Regions from separate parts of the Homo sapiens genome. Here region 1 is linked to region 2. A link is an interaction called in ENCODE POLR2A ChIA-PET data of the cell type or tissue named here. Cell type or tissue: Panc1. All regions are shown on one strand. Each heading gives the region's core, and the rest is flanking DNA. Links, peaks and the distances in the headings are about the cores only.

What was found. ChIA-PET counts read pairs that join two places held together with the same protein. Peaks named below come from ENCODE experiments on the same cell type or tissue, not always from the same donor. Only the 100,000 strongest peaks of a DNase experiment are listed, where the experiment ranks them.
Region 1: POLR2A ChIA-PET joins it to region 2 with 9 read pairs; 10 of 35 experiments call an interaction of 5 or more read pairs at or near these places.

The regions. Positions count from the first base shown.
Region 1 is chr1:52,039,111-52,053,083 of GRCh38, reverse strand. It overlaps TXNDC12 (thioredoxin domain containing 12), which reads left to right. Exons shown (of 7, transcript NM_015913.4): 2 at 11,487-11,547. TXNDC12-AS1 (TXNDC12 antisense RNA 1) reads right to left here and starts at 2,166. Exons shown (of 3, transcript NR_126385.1): 1 at 2,119-2,166; 2 at 1,235-1,300; 3 at 401-677. In Panc1, for the core only: no CTCF peak of the experiment used is centred there; no DNase peak of the experiment used is centred there.
Region 2 is chr1:52,099,442-52,103,441 of GRCh38, reverse strand. No RefSeq gene overlaps it. Among named protein-coding and RNA genes, the nearest start is that of ZFYVE9, 41 kb to the left of the region's middle. In Panc1, for the core only: no CTCF peak of the experiment used is centred there; no DNase peak of the experiment used is centred there.

The sequences.
Region 1 (13,973 bases), core at 1-4,000, 50 kb after region 2:
TTAGTAGAGATGGAGTTTCACCATGTTGGCCAGGCTGATCTCAAACTCCTGACCTCAGGTAATCCTCCCTCCTTGGCCTCCCAAAGTATTGGGATTATAGGCGGGAGCCACTGCGCCAGGCCTAGATCTGAGTTTTAATTTGTTCTGCCACTCACTAGCTGAGTAGCCTTGGGCAAGTTTCTTAACTCTCAAAGCCTCCGTTCCTCATCTGCAAAATGGGCATCATAACTACCTCAGACACTCAACAAATAATTTGCTCTGTTCAAGTTACTGTGTTAGGTGTAGGTAATACCTTGGAATCAGGTATTTTGTATTTTTATTCCTTGTTAGATATTAAGCTTTGTGTGGTTGTTCCAGTTACCATTGTTGTGTAATAAATCACTCCAAAATTTAGTGGGCATGAAGAAATCATTTTATTATGCTCACAATTGTGTGAGTAAGGAATTCAAACAAGGCACACTGGGAAAGGCTTGTCCCTGTTCTATGATGACTGGGGCCTTGGCTAAGCTGGTTACCTCTCCATGTGATCTTTCCGCATGGGCTCCTATGGGTTTCCTCACAGTAGCTTTATGGGAGGCTGGATTCCAAGAGTGCGTGCCATAAGAGAACAAGGTGGAAATGCATGGCATTTTTGTCACCTAGCCTTACAAGGCACATAGCATCACTTCCACAGTACCCTGTAGGGGCAGATTCAAGGGAATGGAATATTAGGACCCCCACCCTCACCCCCAATGGGAGGTATGTTGAGGTCACATTGTAAGAAGGGCATATCTGCCACAGTGAACCAGGACTATTTCTGTCTTGTTCATGCTCAGGAATATTTGTTGAAAGAGGAAATGAATGATAAACATGATAATTGTGATTCCTGTCCTTTTTCAGCTTGCAGTCTGGTAAGATACCAAGACAAGTAAGCAGACAGTTACATGGCAGCATGATATGTGCTTTAAGCAGAGAAATACCAGGTAGCTGCAGGAGCACATAGAAGGGCAGCTTAGGGCAGTGGGGCTGGGTTGGGAGGATTCAATCAAAAAACAAAAGGCACTTAATATTGTGTCGGACACTTAGAAAATATTTAATAAACATTAACCAGTATTATTTCCCCCATGGAAATAATAATAATAATCCCTAAAAGGAATTAATACTATTTCAAACTTTTGTTTTATGTATCTCTTGGGTATGGATTCTTGGGAAGTAGATTATACCCCACTTACCCTACCTTCCAAAAAAGTGCTACCTGAGGCAATGGTTGCTGAAAGTCTTAATGAGATGGATTTCTTCCCAGATGTTTCCGGACGATGGCCTGGTGGTTTACAGAGAGGAGAGACTGAATGATCTCTACTGTTTTCATTAAGAAGAAGCAGCACAGTGATGTGGACTTAGCACTAAATAGAAATTAGAAGGCCCAGGCTGGGCACGGTGGCTCATGCCTGTTATCCCAGCACTTTGGGAGGCTGAGGCAGGTCAATCACCTGAGGTCAGGAGTTCAAGACCAGCCTGGCCAACATGGCGAAACCCCATCTCTACTAAAAAAAATACAAAAATTAGCCAGGCGTGGTGGCACACGCCTGTAATCCTAGCTACTCGGGAGGCTGAGGCAGGAGAATTGCTTGAACCTGGGAGGCGGAGGTTGCAGTGAGCCAAGATAGTGCCACTGCACTCCAGCCTGGGCAACAGAGTGATACTCTGTCTCAAAAAAAATAAATAAATAAATTAGGAGGCCTGGATTGTAATCCTGATCAGGCCATTTAGTTCTGGTCCTACGTGACAACCAATTAATCAATGAGAAAGTTGTACTAGAAGTACTTCCTAAGATCTCTTCCAGCTCTAACGTTCTATAGAGTTCCAAAATAATTACATTGTTCTCCATGGACTAAAAATTTGGAGTACATCACCCATGGGGAGAAGTAGTGACCAATATTTACTGTACATTTACTATCCTCCAGGTGCTGTTGTGTGCATTTTTCATGTATTGACTAAGCCTCATAATAACCCTATGAGATGGACAATGTTTTTATCATTATTCCCACTTAACAGATGAAAAAACCTCAAATGAGGCAAAGGAGTCCAGTGGACTAGCTGGAATACAAATCCCAGAGCCAGTGCCCTTAACCAGCATACCATTCCAGTCTCTCAGTGCAGAAACTCCTCTAAAGTTTAAAGGAGAAACTAGAAAGCTGTCATTGGGAGTGGTTCTTGTGCTCTTCTGCCTGAAACAAAAATGGATAACTTTGTCAAGTCTCTGGAATAAAAATTTGGCACTAACACATATGAAGTGTGTTTACCTCCCACACAGTGTTCTACTCACATTCACAACAGCCTATGGGATACATGTTTTTGTTAGCCATAGTTTGCATTTATGAAAATGGTAAGTGGCTGAACAAGAATTCTAATGCAGGTCTGTTTGACTGAGACAATCAGTATTTAGCCACTATGTTCTATGTCTCAGGTACAGTGTTCCCTGTTTCAGAGGCTTGGCTGCCAGCTCTGATGCTTGACCTTTTGTTATTTAGGTTTCATCAGCTAGGAGGGGGTGGATAATACTTTTCAGATGTCTTTAGCTTACATTCATTAAAACAATTTTTGGATGAAGGGATTGAAAATTCTGATTGAATGCTGTGTTTAGAAATGGTTGCTTTTCTTTTTTAAAAAATTAATGTTATAGGGTAAGAGTTGCTGATGTGGGAGACTTTACTTTGCAGATAACTGGCATAAATTAAGTGGCTATACAGGTGACACTTTAGGAAATTGGACTGCCTTCAGATGTTCCATGTTGGCACAGGTGGGAGTGTTAGTGGTGCTGGGGAATGGATGTTTTTAGTAACAAGGTAAACATTGTACCTTTTAAACATCTTTTTGAGAGGGAAACAAAAGGCCCAAGTTTTCCAGATCTGAAGTTGGTGTTCCCATTCTGCTTTGGTGAAGCTGCATTCGTTTGTTCATTTAATGTTTGCTAGAGAGACAGTAAAGTGTAGTGAATGGTTGTTAACTACAGACCCTGGAACCCAACCACCTAGATTCTAGTCCCAGCTCTGCCACTTAGTGGCAACATAACCTTGGGCAAGCTGTTTCAGTTCAGCTTCCTTATTTATAAAGGGATAATTAGAGTTTCTACCTCATAAAGTTGTTGTGAAGATTAAATAAGTTAACACATATAAAAGCATTTAAGTACCTGGCACATAATAAATTTCATGTGTTAGTCATTAATATTGTTACTATAATATAATTATTACATAAAATAAGCACTTAGGCTGGGTGCAGTGGCTCACGCCTATAATCCTAGCAGTTTGGGAGGCCAAGGCGGGCAGATTGCTTGAGGCCAGGAGTTCAAAACCAGCATGGGCAACATAGCAAGATCCTATCTCTACCAAAAAAAAAAAAATGCAATTGCTTAATAAGTGGTGGTGGTGATTATTACTATTATAAAAAATTCCAATGTAAATTTTAATATGAATTCTCAAGGAAATTTTGTACATGCAGTAGACTATTTTGTTGTTGTTGTTGAGACAGTCTTGCTCTGTTGCCTAGGCTGGAGTGCAGTGACGCAATCTCAGCTCACTGCAACCTTCCCCTCCTGGGTTCAAGCGATTCTCTTGCCTCAGCCTCCCAAGTAGTTGGGATTACAGGCACCTGCCACCATGCCTGGCTAATTTTTGTAGAGTAGAGACGGGGTTTCACTGTGTTGATCAGGCTGGTCTCAAACTCCTGACCTTGTGATCCACCCGCCTCAGCCTCCCAAAGGCTTGAGCCACCACGCCCAGCCACAGTGGACTATTTTCACGTTATACCTCTAGACTTACTCTAGGGATATTGCAGCAGAACAGCTTGGGAAGTACTGGGGTATTAGAAAAGAATGCTAATTAGGAGTCAGGAGACTTAAATTTTGGTTGTGGTCTACCTTGGAGTGTTGGATAACTTCTTTTCTAGGCCTCAGTAAAATAAGAGGGTTAGACTAAATCTCTAGTGTTGTGACTCTTTAAATTTATTAAAGTTAAATAAAAGTAAAAGTTGAGCTCAGCTGGATTGTCTACATTTCAATTGTTCTGTAGCCACATGTGGCTAGTGACTACCATATTGAACAGCTCATTGCAGTAAGTTCTACTTTACAGTGCTGTTCTAGGTCTCTATTAGTAATAACCTTACGTGATTGTAAGGTTTGACACCTAGCTTCTGAGTGGCCTAGGTACATGGAGAATTTATTTTAATTAATTAATTAATTATTATTTTTTTGAGACAGAGTCTCACTCTGTCACTCAGGCTGGAGTGCAGTGGCCCCATCTTGGCTCACTGCAACCCCTGCCTCCTGGGTTTAAGCGATTCTCCCACCTCAGCCTCCCAGATAGCTGGGATTATAGGTGTGCGCCACCACACCCAGCTAATTTTTAAATTTTTGGTAGAGATGGGGTTGGCCAGGCTGGTCTTGAACTCCTGAACTCAAGTGATCTGCCTGCCTCAGCCTCCCAAAGTAATGGGATTACAGGCATGAGCCACTGTGCCTGGCTGAGAAATTTTATTTAACCTTATATTAATCTAGCTTCCTTGACTCTATCTTGTTTGGCATTGGACTTCTGTAAGTCCTTCTGTTTTAGGCATGCTTTTTTTTTTTTTTTTTTAAAGAAAAGAAACAGGGTCACCCTCTGTTGCCCGAGCTAGAGTGCAGTGGTGCCATCATAGCTCACTGTATCCTCGAACTCCTGGCCTCAAGCAATCCTCTGACATCAGCCTCCTGAGTAGCTGGGACTATAGGCACATGCCACTGCATCCAGCTAATTTTTAAATTTTTTTGTAGAGGTGAGGTTTCTCTATGTTGCCCAGACTGGCCTCGAACTTCTAGCCTCAAGTGATCCTCCTGCCTTGGCCTCCCAAAATGCTGGGATTATAGGTGTGAGCCACCACAACTGGCTAGGTATGCTTTTATAAGCATCGTAGAGGTACTTTTTTCTTAAACCAAGTCTGACAATTTTTGTCTTTTCACTTTAATTGGCAAGTTTAGTCCACTTATATTTGTTGTGATTATTGACAGAACAGCTCTTGTTTCTGTTATCCAGTTTCTACTGTTTTTTTCTGTGCTTTTTTTTCTTTTTGCCCTTTCTTTGGGGGTTGAATATTTGCTTGTTCTTATTTTATCTCCTTTATTAGTTTGGAAGTTGGCATTCTAGTTCTTTTCTTTTAGTAGTAACTCTTGAAATTTTACTTGCATACTTAACAAAATCTAACACTATTATACCCCCAGTGGTAAGAGGGACTTTAGAACATTTAATTTCAATCACCCACTCTTCACTTATAAGGAGTTGTCTCATATTTAGTTCTAATTTTAATTTTTTTTTGAAACTTAGTTATTTATTTTTTAGAGATAGAGTCTCATCCTGTTGCCCAGACTGGCCTCAAACTCCGGGGCTCAAGCAATCCTCCTGACTCAACCTCCAGAGTAGCTGGGACTACAGGTGCACATTGTGCCTGGCTTAGTTCTCTCTCTCTTTCTTTTTTAACTCTACAAATCGGGCATTATAAATTGCTATACAGACAATATTTACATATTTATCTACATGTTTGCTGGTTTATTTGCTCACTATTCTTTGTATCTAGGCCTTCCTCTGGGATCATTTCCTACCTGAAATATGTCCTTTAGCTATCCTTTTTATTTTCTCTGATTCTCTCCTAGGGGACTATTTCATACTTCTTCCTGTCTTTTCAAATCTCCAATACTTCTTCCATAGTCCTTGCTCTCAGTTAGTAATTATAGTCCCTCTTTACCAGAAGACAGAAGGAATCGGAAGAGGCCTTTCAAAAATTTTCACTACTGCATTTACCCACTAGTGTTCATACATGCTCCCTTTCCTGTTGTTACCTGATAAACCATCATTATTCCTAGCAAAGGCTAATCCCTCTACTTGAGTGCTAAATCCCGTCTCCTCTCACCGACTCACCAATATTTTACCAGTGACTCTCCCTTCTAATGTTGTATTACCCCTTTTTCCTATCTTTATTGTATCATTTCTATCAGCTTTCAGTTGTCCCTGGTACAGCAAAATTCTTTTCTTTTAGAGACAGAGTCTCACTCTGTTACCCAGGCTGGAGTGCAGTGGCATGATCTTGGCTTACTGCAACCTTCGCCTCCCAAGTTCAAGCAATTCTCATGCTTCAGCTTCCTGAGTAGCTGGAATTACAGGTGTGTGCCACCATACCCGGCTAATATATATATATATATATATATATATATTTTTTTTTTTTTTAGTAGAGATGGGGTTTCACCATGTTGGCCAGGATGGTCTTGATCTCTTGACCTCGTGATCCGCCTGCCTTGGCCTCCCAAAGTGCTGGGATTACAGGCGTGAGCCACCGCGCCTGGCCTAATTTTTGTATTTTTAGTAGAGATGGGGTTTCACCATGTTAGGTTAGACCAGGCTGGTCTCGAACTCCTGACCTCAAGTGATCTGCCTGCCTTGGCCTCCAAAAGTGCTGGGATTACAGGCGTGAGCCACGACACCCAGTCAAAAATTTTTTGAAAGAGTTGTATGTATTCGATCTAATTTTTCTCCTTGGACTGTCTTGGTCATGCTCTAATCATGCTTTCATCCTCACTGTAAATGGCAGCTCCATCCTTCTACTTGTCCAGGCCAAAAACCTTAGAGTGATCCTTGACTTCTCTTTTTGCTCTCATATCCCATATCCATAGCAAAATCCTGCTAACTTTGCCTTTGAAATATATCCAGAACCTATTGGTATCTTACCCCTCTACCACCCCAGCTGGTCCAGTCCACTATCATCTCTTGCCTGGATTATTGTAGTAGCCCCTTTATTAGTCTCCTTGCTTTTGCCTTGCTCCCCTGTATTAGTTTGCTAAGGCTACAGTAAGAAAGTACCACAAACTGTGTCTTTTTTTTTTTCGAGACAGAATCTTGCTCTGTCACCCAGGCTGGAGTGCAGTGGGGCAATCACAGCTCACTACAGGCTCAATCGATCCTCCTGCCCCTGCCTCCCAAGTAGCTAGGACTATAGGCATGCACCACCACACCTGGCTAATTTTTCTATTTTTTATAGAGATGGGGTCTCACTATGTTGCCCAGGCTAGTCTCAAACTCCTGGGCTCAAATGATCCTCTCACCTCGGCCTCCCAGAGTGCTGGGATTACAGGCATGAGCCACCATCCACAGCCCAAACTGTGTCTTAACAGAAATTTATTGTCTCACAGTTCTGGAGGCTAGGAGTCCAAAATCACAGTGTCAGCAGGATTGTTTTTTCTGAGGGCTGTGAGGGAAGGATGGAAAAATCACTCAGCTTATCTAAAAATGTCTATTTTGCTCTTACTTTTGAAAGATAGTTTGTTACAATTGACGAACCAATATTGATACATTATTATTAACCAAAGTCCCTAGTTTACATTCGGGTTCATTCTTGGTGTTGTACATTCTATGTGTTTTGACAAATGTATAATAACATATGTATTCGTTTGCTAGGACTGCCATAACAAATACACAGACTAACCGGCTTAAACAATAGAAGTTTATTTTCTTACAGTTCTGGAGGCTAGAAGTCCAATATGAAGGTCTTGGTAGGGTTGGTTTCTTCTTGTGGATGGCTGTCTTCTATGTCTTCACATGATCTTCCCTTTAAGTTTGTCTGTGTCCTAATCTCCTCTTCTCATAAGGATAAGGGCCCACCGCAATGACCTCATTTTACCTCAGCTACCTCTTTAAAGACTTTAAGATATGAACTTTGGAGTGGGGTGGGGGACACAATTGAGGCCATTAACAGTATGTATCCACCATTACAGTTTCATATAGAATAGTTTCACTGTTACAAAAATATCCTGAGCTCCACTTATTCATCTCTCTCCCCCAGAATCCCTGTTAACCACTGATCTGTTACTATCTCCATAATTTTGCTTTTTCCAATGTCATGTAATTGGAATTATGTAGTATATAGCCTTTTCAAATTGCTCTTTCCACTTAGTATATGTTTAAGGTTCTTCAATGTCTTTTCGTGGCTTGATTACTCCTTTCCTTTTATCACTGCATATTCATTCACTTTGTATTTCAACAAAACTGTATTTTTAATTTCTAGAAGTTCTGTTTGATGACTTCACAGATTTGACTTTCTTTTTTTTTTTTTGAGACAGAGTCTTGCTCTGTCACCCAGGCTGGAGTGTGGTGGCGTGATCTCAACTCACTGTAAACTCTGCCTGCCAGGTTCAAGCAATTCTCCTACTTCAGCCTCCCAAGTAGCTGGGACTATTGGCTTGCACCACGGCACCTGGCTAACTTTTTTGTATTGTAGTAGAGACAGGGTTTCACCATGTTGCCCAGGATGGTCTCGAACTCCTGAGCTCAGGCAATCCATCCACGTCGGCCTCCCAAAGTGCTAGGATTACAGACATGAGCCACCACACCTGGCCAGATTTGACTATTTATTTTGCATGCTGCATGCCTGTTTTTGTGATTCCATGTGTTATTTCTTTAAACATTTCATGCATAGCTATTTCTGTATTTTGTGGCTGATAATTCTAATATCTGAATTCCTCAGGGATCAAAATCTGTTTGTTGCTTGTGTTCTTGTGGCGACTTCTTTTCTCACATTTTTGGTGATCCATGATTGTGAGCTCATAATGGTTGTTCTTCTTCATTGGCTATCCTGGAAGCCTAAAGTGGAGAATCTTTTCCTCCAGAAAGTTTTGGCATTTGATTCATCTGAAAACCAGGGGGTACCACTCACGTGGAATCACTTTAGTCTCTTTTGAGGGTTGTGTTAATGTGGGAGTTTCAGATTCATCTCCATTTTGCCACATCATAATGGACGCTTGCGTTCAGGGCAGCCTCACTTGCTTGTTGCTCATAGGTTTTAGCTTGCTTTGTGTTTATGGAGGGTTCTGTCATTACTGAGTCTAGTGAGCACATTCTGAAAGTCCATTTTATCTAGGATTTCATTGTTTTGTAGGTGTATATCCCTTCAGACTGTCTGGTTGGGCATCTTGCCAAAGCAGGATTCAGTTGCCTGAGTTTAGATATTGACCAATAGAGTGATGGTGATCATGTTAGACACCTTGCAGTTCTCCTGGGCATCCTCTCAATTTCATTCTCAATCACTCACTCTTCAGAGTCAAATCTTGAGCCTTAGGCAAGTGACAGCATCCCATGCTGTTGGGAATGAAAAGTGAGGATGGTTAGTTTCGATACTGCCTGCATGTGCTCATCTGGATGACCTTTTGTTTCCCTGTGGTAGCACTGATGAAAATTAGATTTGAATTTATTTCTGAGAAAGAAAAATCTGAAAGATGAGTGTAGTAAACCAGAATGGCACACGATTGCAATTTAAATCTCAGCTTGGCCATTTAGCAGTTATGTGACCAGTACAGGTGATGTAACTTCTCTGAGCCTCAGAAGTCTCAATCGTATAGAATAACAAAAGCTACTACTTACTGATCATTTATAATATGCTAAGCACTATGCTAAGTTTTTTGCATATATTTCTTATTTAATATTCAGTAACCTTATGAGATATAATTATTTTATGCCTCTTTTAAAGATGAGAAAACAAGCATACAGAGATTAAGTAAAACTGGGTTATTAATAAGGCCAAATTTAAATGAGATAACACATGTGGTATGTCAGGCACATATAAGGTGGTCAGTAAACAGCAGCTAGCATTATGATCACTAATAATTTTTGGATATAAAATTCTTTTTGTGATATGATCTAAATAAGATTCATTTGCTCAACAAATATTTTATGGAGCACTTACTGTGGCCATGTGTACTGCTAAATGCTAAGGAAACAGAGAGGAATAAGAAAGATATGGTCCAGAGATGGACACATAAACATTTACAAGTCAGCCTGGGGAGTGCTGTGATGGGGTAAGAATAGGGTGCTTTGGGAGTCAGGGAAGATATACCAGAAGAAATGCCCTCTAGGCTTATACCTGAAGAATGAGTTGGAGGTGAGGGACGGAAGGAATTGCACAGGTAGTAGTGATTGTGAAAGCCTGGAGGGGAGAGAGTGCGTGCTACTCTCATTTAAAGAAGTGAAAGGGCCGGGTGCGGTGGCTCATGCCTGTAATCCCAGCACTTTGGAAGGCTGAGGAGGCTGGCAGATCACCTGAGCTCAGGAGTTCGAGACCAGGCTGGCCAACATGGCGAAACCCTCTCTCTACTAAAAATACAAAAATTACAGTCCGGGCACAGTGGCTCATGCCTGTAATCCCAGCAGTTTGGGAGGCTGAGGCGGGCAGATCACCTGAGGTCGGGAGTTCAAGACCAGCCTGACCAATATGGAGAAACCCTGTCTTTACAAAAAATACAGAATTAGCCAGGCTTGGTGGCACATGCCTGTAATCCCAGCTACTTGGGAGACTGAGGCAGGAGAATCGCTTGAACCCAGGAGGTGGAGGTTGCGGTGAGCCGAGATCATGCCATTGCACTCCAGCCTGGGCAACAAGAGCAAAACTCCATCTCCAAAAAAAAAAATTAGCCAGTCGTGGTGGCAGGCGCTTGTAATTCCAGCTACTCAGGAGGCTGAGGCAAAAGAATCGCTTGAACCTGGGAGGTGGAGGTTGCAGTGAGCCAAGATCATACCACTTTATTCTAGCCTGGGTGACAGAGAGACTCTATCTCAAAAAAAAAAAAAAAAGTGAAAGTATAGTATAGGGTGTATATATAAGATTTTAGGAAAAATGTGGAAAGTGAGGCTGGAGAGGTGGGCAGGTGCCATATTCTGAAAGGCTTTGTAAACCCTACTGCAAGAGTTGGACCTTTATCTTTAGGGCATTGGAAAGCCTTTGAAAGTTTTTTTGTTTTTGTTTTTTGTTTTTTTCCTGGAGTAACATGATTTAGAAAGACCATTCTGTGCTATTCTACAAAACATGTTCAAGAGTTTCAAAAAATAAAATAGGAAGATTACTCTGGGTGAATTGTGGGAATAATAATAACAATAGCTTTAAATACTTACTTCATTTAATCCTTATACTAACACTTGGAGGTAGGTCTTATTGTCTTGCTTTTACAGATGAAGGAGGAAAATAAGAAAGAAATTGGGACTTGGAGAGCTTACTTCACTCACAAGAATTCACACACGTAATAGGAAGTGGAGTCATGGACCTAGGTCTTTCTGAATCTAAAGCTGTATTGCTGAATCACCTTCAATTGGTTATGATTTGTTATGACCTGCTTTATGTTTACTCTGTGGGAAATTCTCGTTCATTCTTACAGTATTATTAGCATATTCCGTGATAGTTTACAAAGCATTTAACGTCATTTTTAAATTTAGCCTCCTTTGAAACTGTGAATTAGGTGGTGGTGTCTCCATTTTGCAGGTATGAAAACTGAGGCTTGAGGTATGGTCCCATACACCTAGAAGGTGGTGGAGCTGGGACTTGAACACCAAGCTCTTGACAGAAGAAAACCTTCTTAGTGGGTATCTTGTGAACATGCACACTTCCTTCTTGGGACTGTGCCCTTTGTTCATTATGTGAATGCTTATAAAGTTCTTTCCTTCCAGGTTTTGGAGATCATATTCATTGGAGGACACTGGAAGATGGGAAGAAAGAAGCAGCTGCCAGGTACAAGACATGGTTTTAGGTCATTTATGGTGGTAAAACACTTTTCAGCTATCAACTTAACGTTAATTTCAGGTGAAGGGCTATACCAAGGCAGAGCAAGAACTGAATAGTTGCCTAATTACAACAACAGCAATAATAATGGCTAACATTTATAGTTGAGCCTTGAACAACATGGGTTTTTTTTCTTTTTTTTTTTTTCTTTTTGAGATGGAGTCTCACTCTCTCGCCCAGGCTGGAGTGCAGTGGCACGATCTCGGCTCACTGCAAGCTCCACCTCCTGGGCTCACGCCATTCTCCTGCCTCAGCCTCCCGAGTAGCTGGGACTACAGGCACCCGCCACCACGCCTGGCTAATTTTTTTGTATTTTTAGTAGAGACGGGGTTTCACCGTGTTAGCCAGGATGGTCTCAATCTCCTGATCTCATGATCCACCCGCCTCGGCCTCCCAAAGTGCTGGGATTACAGGCGTGAGCCACCGCGCCCGGCCTTTTTTTTTCTTTTTTGAGACAGAGTCTTGCTTTGTCACCCAGGCGGGAGTGCAGTGGTGCGATCTTCATTCATTGCAACCTCCACCTCCCAGGTTCAAGCAATTCTTGTCAAGCCTCAGCCTCCCACGTAGCTGAGATTACAGGCATGTGCCACCATTGCCGGCTAATTTTTGTAGTTTTTAGTAGAGACGGGGTTTCACCATGTTGGCCAGGCTGGTCTTGAGCTCCCAACCTCAGGCGATCCACCTGCCTCGGCCTCCCAAAGTGCTGGGATTACAGATGTGAGCCACCACGCCCGGCCAAACAACATGGGTTTGAACTGCACAGGTCCACTTATATGTGGATTTTTTTCAGTAATAAATGCATTGGAAACTGTTTTGGAGATTTCAAGCAGTTTCAAAAAACTTGCAGATGAACAGCATAGCCTAGAAATATCAAAAAACTTAAAAAATTGGTATGTTACAAGTGTAAAAATATATGTAGGTATTAGTCTATATTATCATTTACTACCATAAAACATACAGAAATCTACAAGTTAAAATTTATCAAAACTTCTGCACACTGGCTGGGTGCGGTGGCTCATGCCTGTAATCCCAGCACTTTGGTAGGTTGAGGCGGGCAGATCACTTGAGCCCAGGAGGTTGAGACCAATCTGGGCAACATGGTGAAACCCCTTCTCTACAAAAAATACCAGTTACTTGAGGGGGCTGAGGTGGGAGGATCAATTGAGCCTGGGAGTTTGAGGCTGCAGTGAGCTAAGACCATGCCACTGTACTGCAGCCTGGAAACAGAGTGAGACCCTGTCTAAAAAGCTTCTGGCCAGGCATGGTGGCTCACGCTTGTAATCTCAGCACTTTGGGAGGCTGAGGCGGGCAGATTACCTGAGGTCGGGAGTTCAAGACCACCCTGGCCAACATGGTAAAACCCCGTCTCTACTAAAAATACAAAAATTACCTGGGCATGGTGGTGTGCACCTGTAGTCTCAGCTACTAGGGGAGGCTGAAGCAAGAGAATCACTTGAACCCGGGAGGTGGAGGTTGCAGTGCGCTGAGATTGCACCACTGTACTCCAGCCTGGGAGACAAAGCGAGACTCTGTCTTAAAAAACAAAAATAAAAAATAAAAATAAAAATAAAAAAATAAAAAACTTCTGCACACAAACACCTATAGACCACACATGCTGCCATTTGCAGAAGGGAGAAATGTAAACAAATGTAAAGATGCCATATTAAATCATAACTGCATAAAAATTAACTGTAGTATATAACATTACTAATAATTTTGTGGCCACCTCCTGTTGCTATGGAGGTGAACTCAAGTATTGTGAGTATCCACTTAAAATGCCGTGCAACATTAATCATCTTCAGTGAGCAGTACGTCTCTCCAGTGTATTGCGTATCGCAGTATAACGTAGTTTCTCAGCTGGGCGCGGTGGCTCACACCTGTAATCCCAGCACTTTAGGAGGCCGAGGTGGGTGGATCACTTGAGGTCAGGAGTTCGAGACCAGCCTAGCCAACATGGTGAAACCCTGTCTCTACTAAAAATACAAAAAACTTAGCTGGGCATGGTGGGCGCATGCCTGTAATCCCAGCTACTTGGGAGGCTGAGGCAGGAGAATCGCTTGAACCTGGGAGACGGAGTTGCAGTAAGCCAAGATCACGCCATTGCACTCCAGCCTGGGAGACAGAGCGAGACTTGGTCTCAAAAAAAAAAAAATTAATCTCTTACAACTCTTGCATATTTTTCCTGGTATTTAGTACAATATCATAAACCTAGAATAACACCATGAAACCCATACAAGGTGCCATTGGTGATGCTGGAAGTGTTCCCAAGAAGCAGAGAATGCTCATGACATTACAAGAAAAAATTGAATTGCTTGATATGTACTGTAGACTGAGGTCTACACAGGTAGTTGCTTGTCGTTTCAAGATAAATGAAC
Region 2 (4,000 bases), core at 1-4,000:
TTCCTCCTGGCCACAAGTCCCATAAGTAAAATCAAATAGCACAACTAGGTAAATGCAGGGTATGCTAAGGGAAAAGGGAGAGATATATGCCAAAGTGGCTGTAGGATCTGGTTTACATGTGCTGGCGAGTACCAGAAGAATATGCCTGAGGGGTGGATAAATGGTGAAATTTAAAGTTGGATAGGAAGAGTTCATCAATATCAGGGCACTCTCCTGTGACACAGGATTTAAAACCCTACAAGTGCCCCAGGAGATGATTCTGTACACTGCTGGAATGGATCTTTGAAGCCTGAGAAAAGGGACAGCCTACATTCACATTAAAGTAGAGATGCTAGAACTGCCACAGCAAACTATGGTAAAGGGAATCAAAAGACTCAGAGAGGCCAGGCGCCATGGCTCACACCTGTAATCCACCAGTTGATTTCCAAGGCCCACCCTTGGAAGGGCCTTGAGGACATGCCATTTACCAAGGAAACAAGGAATGCACTAGTTAGGGGAGGTACCAGCATCATGAAGATTACAGCAACTATCCTCTAAGTCAGGACTAATGGTGGGAGATGGGCTCCCAAGTAGCAATGGGGATAGATCTCAGAATAGCAGAGATCAAGTGGCAGCACTTAACCATTGAAAAAAGGGTGGACTTAATGTCAGAATGGGTAGCCAGGAGGGCATGACCAAGAGAGATTTTGCAGATGACTTAAAAAACATGATGTTCTCAGGGACAAGACAGATGGATGCCCATTGTATAAGTAAAAGATTTCAAGAATGTATGAGAAGAAAAAAAGACAAATACTGTATGATTTCCCTTATTTGAGATATCTAAAGTGGTCAAATTCATAGAAACAGAAAGTAGAATGGTGGTTTCCAGGGCCTTGGGGAGGGGAAAATGGTGAGTTGTTTAATGGGTATAGAGTTTCAGTTTTGCAAAATGAAAAAGTTCTGGGGATCTGTTGCACAACAGTGTGAATATACTTAACACCATGAACTGTATGTACTCTTAAAGATGGTTGAGATTGTAAATTTTATGTTGTATGCTTATCACAATTAAATTTTTTTTTTAATTTTAATTATTGCAGGGGGTGGGCGTGATGGCTCACTCCTGTAATCCAGCACTTTGGGAAGGTGGGAGGATTGTTTCAGCACAGGACCTGGGCAATAAAAAGTCAGACTTCGTCTCTACAAAAAATAAAAAACGTAGCCAGGTTTGGTGGCACATGCCTGTGGTCTCAGCTACATAGAGGGCTGAGGCAGGAGGATCGCTTGAGCCCAGGAGGTTGAGGCTATGGTGAGCCGTGTTCATGCCATTGCACTCCAGCCTGGGCAACAGAGTGAACCCTGCCTCAAAAAAAAAATTTGTGGGTACATAGTAGATGTATATACATTTGTGGGGTACATGAGATATTTTGATACAGGTTTACAATGTGTGATAATCACATCAGGGTAAGTGGGGTATCCATCACCTCAAGCATTTATCCTTTCATTGTGTTACAAACAATCCAATTATACTCTTTTAGTTTTTCTGTTTGTTTGAATGTTTGAGACACAGGCTCACTCTGTTGCCCAGGCACTGGAGTGCAGTGGCACAATCTTGGCTCACTGAAGCCTCCACCTCCCGGGTTGAAGTGATTCTCCTGCCTCAGTCTCCCAAGTAGCTGGGACTATGGGCGTGCACCACGATACCTGGCTAGTATGTTTTTGTATTTTTAGTGGAGAGGGGGTTTTGCCATTTTGGCCAGGCTGGTCTCGAACTCCTGACCTCAGGTGATCCATCCACCTCGGCCTCCCAAAGTGCTGGGACTACAGGCGTGAGCCAAGCCCAGCCTTCTTTTAGTTATTCTTAAATGTACAATAAATTATTGTTGACTGCAGCCACTTTATTGTGCTATCAAATACTAGATAATATTCATTCTACCTAAGTATATTTTTGTACTGATTAACCATCCTCACTTCCCCCTACCCTCCCAGCATCTGGTAACCATCATTCCACTCTCTGTCTCCATGAGTTTAATTTTTAGCTCCCACAAATAAGTGAGAATATGTGGTTTGTCTTTCAGTGCCTGGCTTATTTCATTTAACATAATGACCTCCAGTTCCATCCATGTCATTGCAAAACAGGACCTCATTCTTCTTCATGGCTGAATAGTGGTCCATTGAGTGTATGTGCCACATTTTCTTCATCTATTCATCTGTTGATGGAAACAGGTTTCTTCCAAATCTTGGCTCTTGTAAATAGTGCTGCAATAAACATGGGAGTACAGATATCTTTTAAACATACTGATACAATTTTAGAAATTACAATTTTTAAAAAAAAAAAGAATGAGGAGAAAGCTGAAATCAGCTGCACTGGAAAGTCAAAAATCTTTGCCTGTTTTCAGACCTAGAAGCCATCAACTGAAGGAGGGAAGAGGCCTCCATAAGGAGGGACCCTGCTAAACCACAGCAAGTATATATAGTAGTGATTCCTCCAGTTCTTCCCCAAAGGGACCTATGGTCATTTATTCAGATAACCTTACACTAAAGAGTTAGGAAAATATCCAGATCTTTCAAGGGTTGCTGGATACTAGATCTAAGTTAACACTGATATCTGGGGACCTAAAGCATCAGCATGGTCCACCAATTGGAATAAGAGTACATGTGGGTGAGGAAATAAATAGAGTCCTGACCCAGGTCTGTTGTACAATGGTTCCACTAGGTACATGGACCTACCCAGTTGTCTCTCCTGTTCATGAGTGTATACTTGAAATAGGCGTACCTAGAAATTGCAGAACCCTCACTGTAGATGAAGAACTACTGTAGTAGTAAGAAAGGCCAAGTGGAAGCTCCTGAAACTGCTCCCTTATAATGGCCAATATAATAAATCAAAAACCTATGACATTCTAGTGAAATGACAGAGTTTAGTGCCTCCCTCAAAACTTTAAAGAATGCAAGAATGGGCCAGGCGCGGTGGCTCACGCCTGTAATCCTAGCACTTTGGGAGGCCGAGGCAGGCGGATTGCCTGAGCTCAGGAAGTTTGAGACCAGCCTGGGCAACATGATAAAACCCCGTCTCCACTAAAAAATACAAAAAATTAGCCAGGTGTGGCAGCGTGTGCCTGAGTCCCAGCTATTAGGGAGGCTGAGGCAGGAGAATGGCTTGAACCCGGGAGGCGGAAGCTGCAGTGAACCGCGGTCACACCATTACACTCTAGCCTGGGTAACAGAGAGAGACTCTGTCTCCAAAAAAAAAAAAAAAAAAAGAATGCCAGAAGGATGGTCCCTGTGACATTTCCATTTAACAGTTTTAATTTTTTTTTCTTAATTTTTCTTAACCTCTGCCTCCTGAGTTTAAGTGATTCTCATGCCTCAGCCTCCAGAGTAGCTGGAATTACAGGCGCATGCCACCACGCCTGGCTAATTTTTGTATTTTTAGTAGAGACGGGGTTTCACCATGTTGGCCAGGCTGGTCTCGAACTCCTGCCATCAAGTGATCTGCCCACCTCGGCCTCCCAAAGTGCTGGGATTACAGGTGTGAGCCATCATGCCCGGCTTCAAATGCCCTTGCTCTAAGATCATTTGGTGGCAAGGAACAGTCTCTCAAGCTGGCTTAAACGGAATGATGGTGGCAGAGGGAGGTGTTTTTAAGAACACAAAAATCTCACTGACAAGTTAGCAACCCAGGGACAGAAAAAGGACAGCCAGGCATCATAGGACAGAAATTGTGAAATCATTTTCTGAGACTGTTCTCTTTTTAGGGTTGTCTATTATTTCGGCTTCATTCTTATAGCTTCCACTGCTTGTACCTGGCCCAGTGTGAGTGTTCTAGCTCCATCCTACAGGATCGTTCAGTCCAAGGGTCCATTAGCATCTGATTCAGTCTTAGTACAGAATCCTTAGAAATAAATGGATTGGCTCAGCTGTTAGTCTATGGATTGGTTCTTGGGTCACTGTTTTGCCCTCGGTCTGAGCATCTATTACTGGTGTGGAGTCACGCTCTGTAAACATGGCTGTCTAGGCTTCTTAA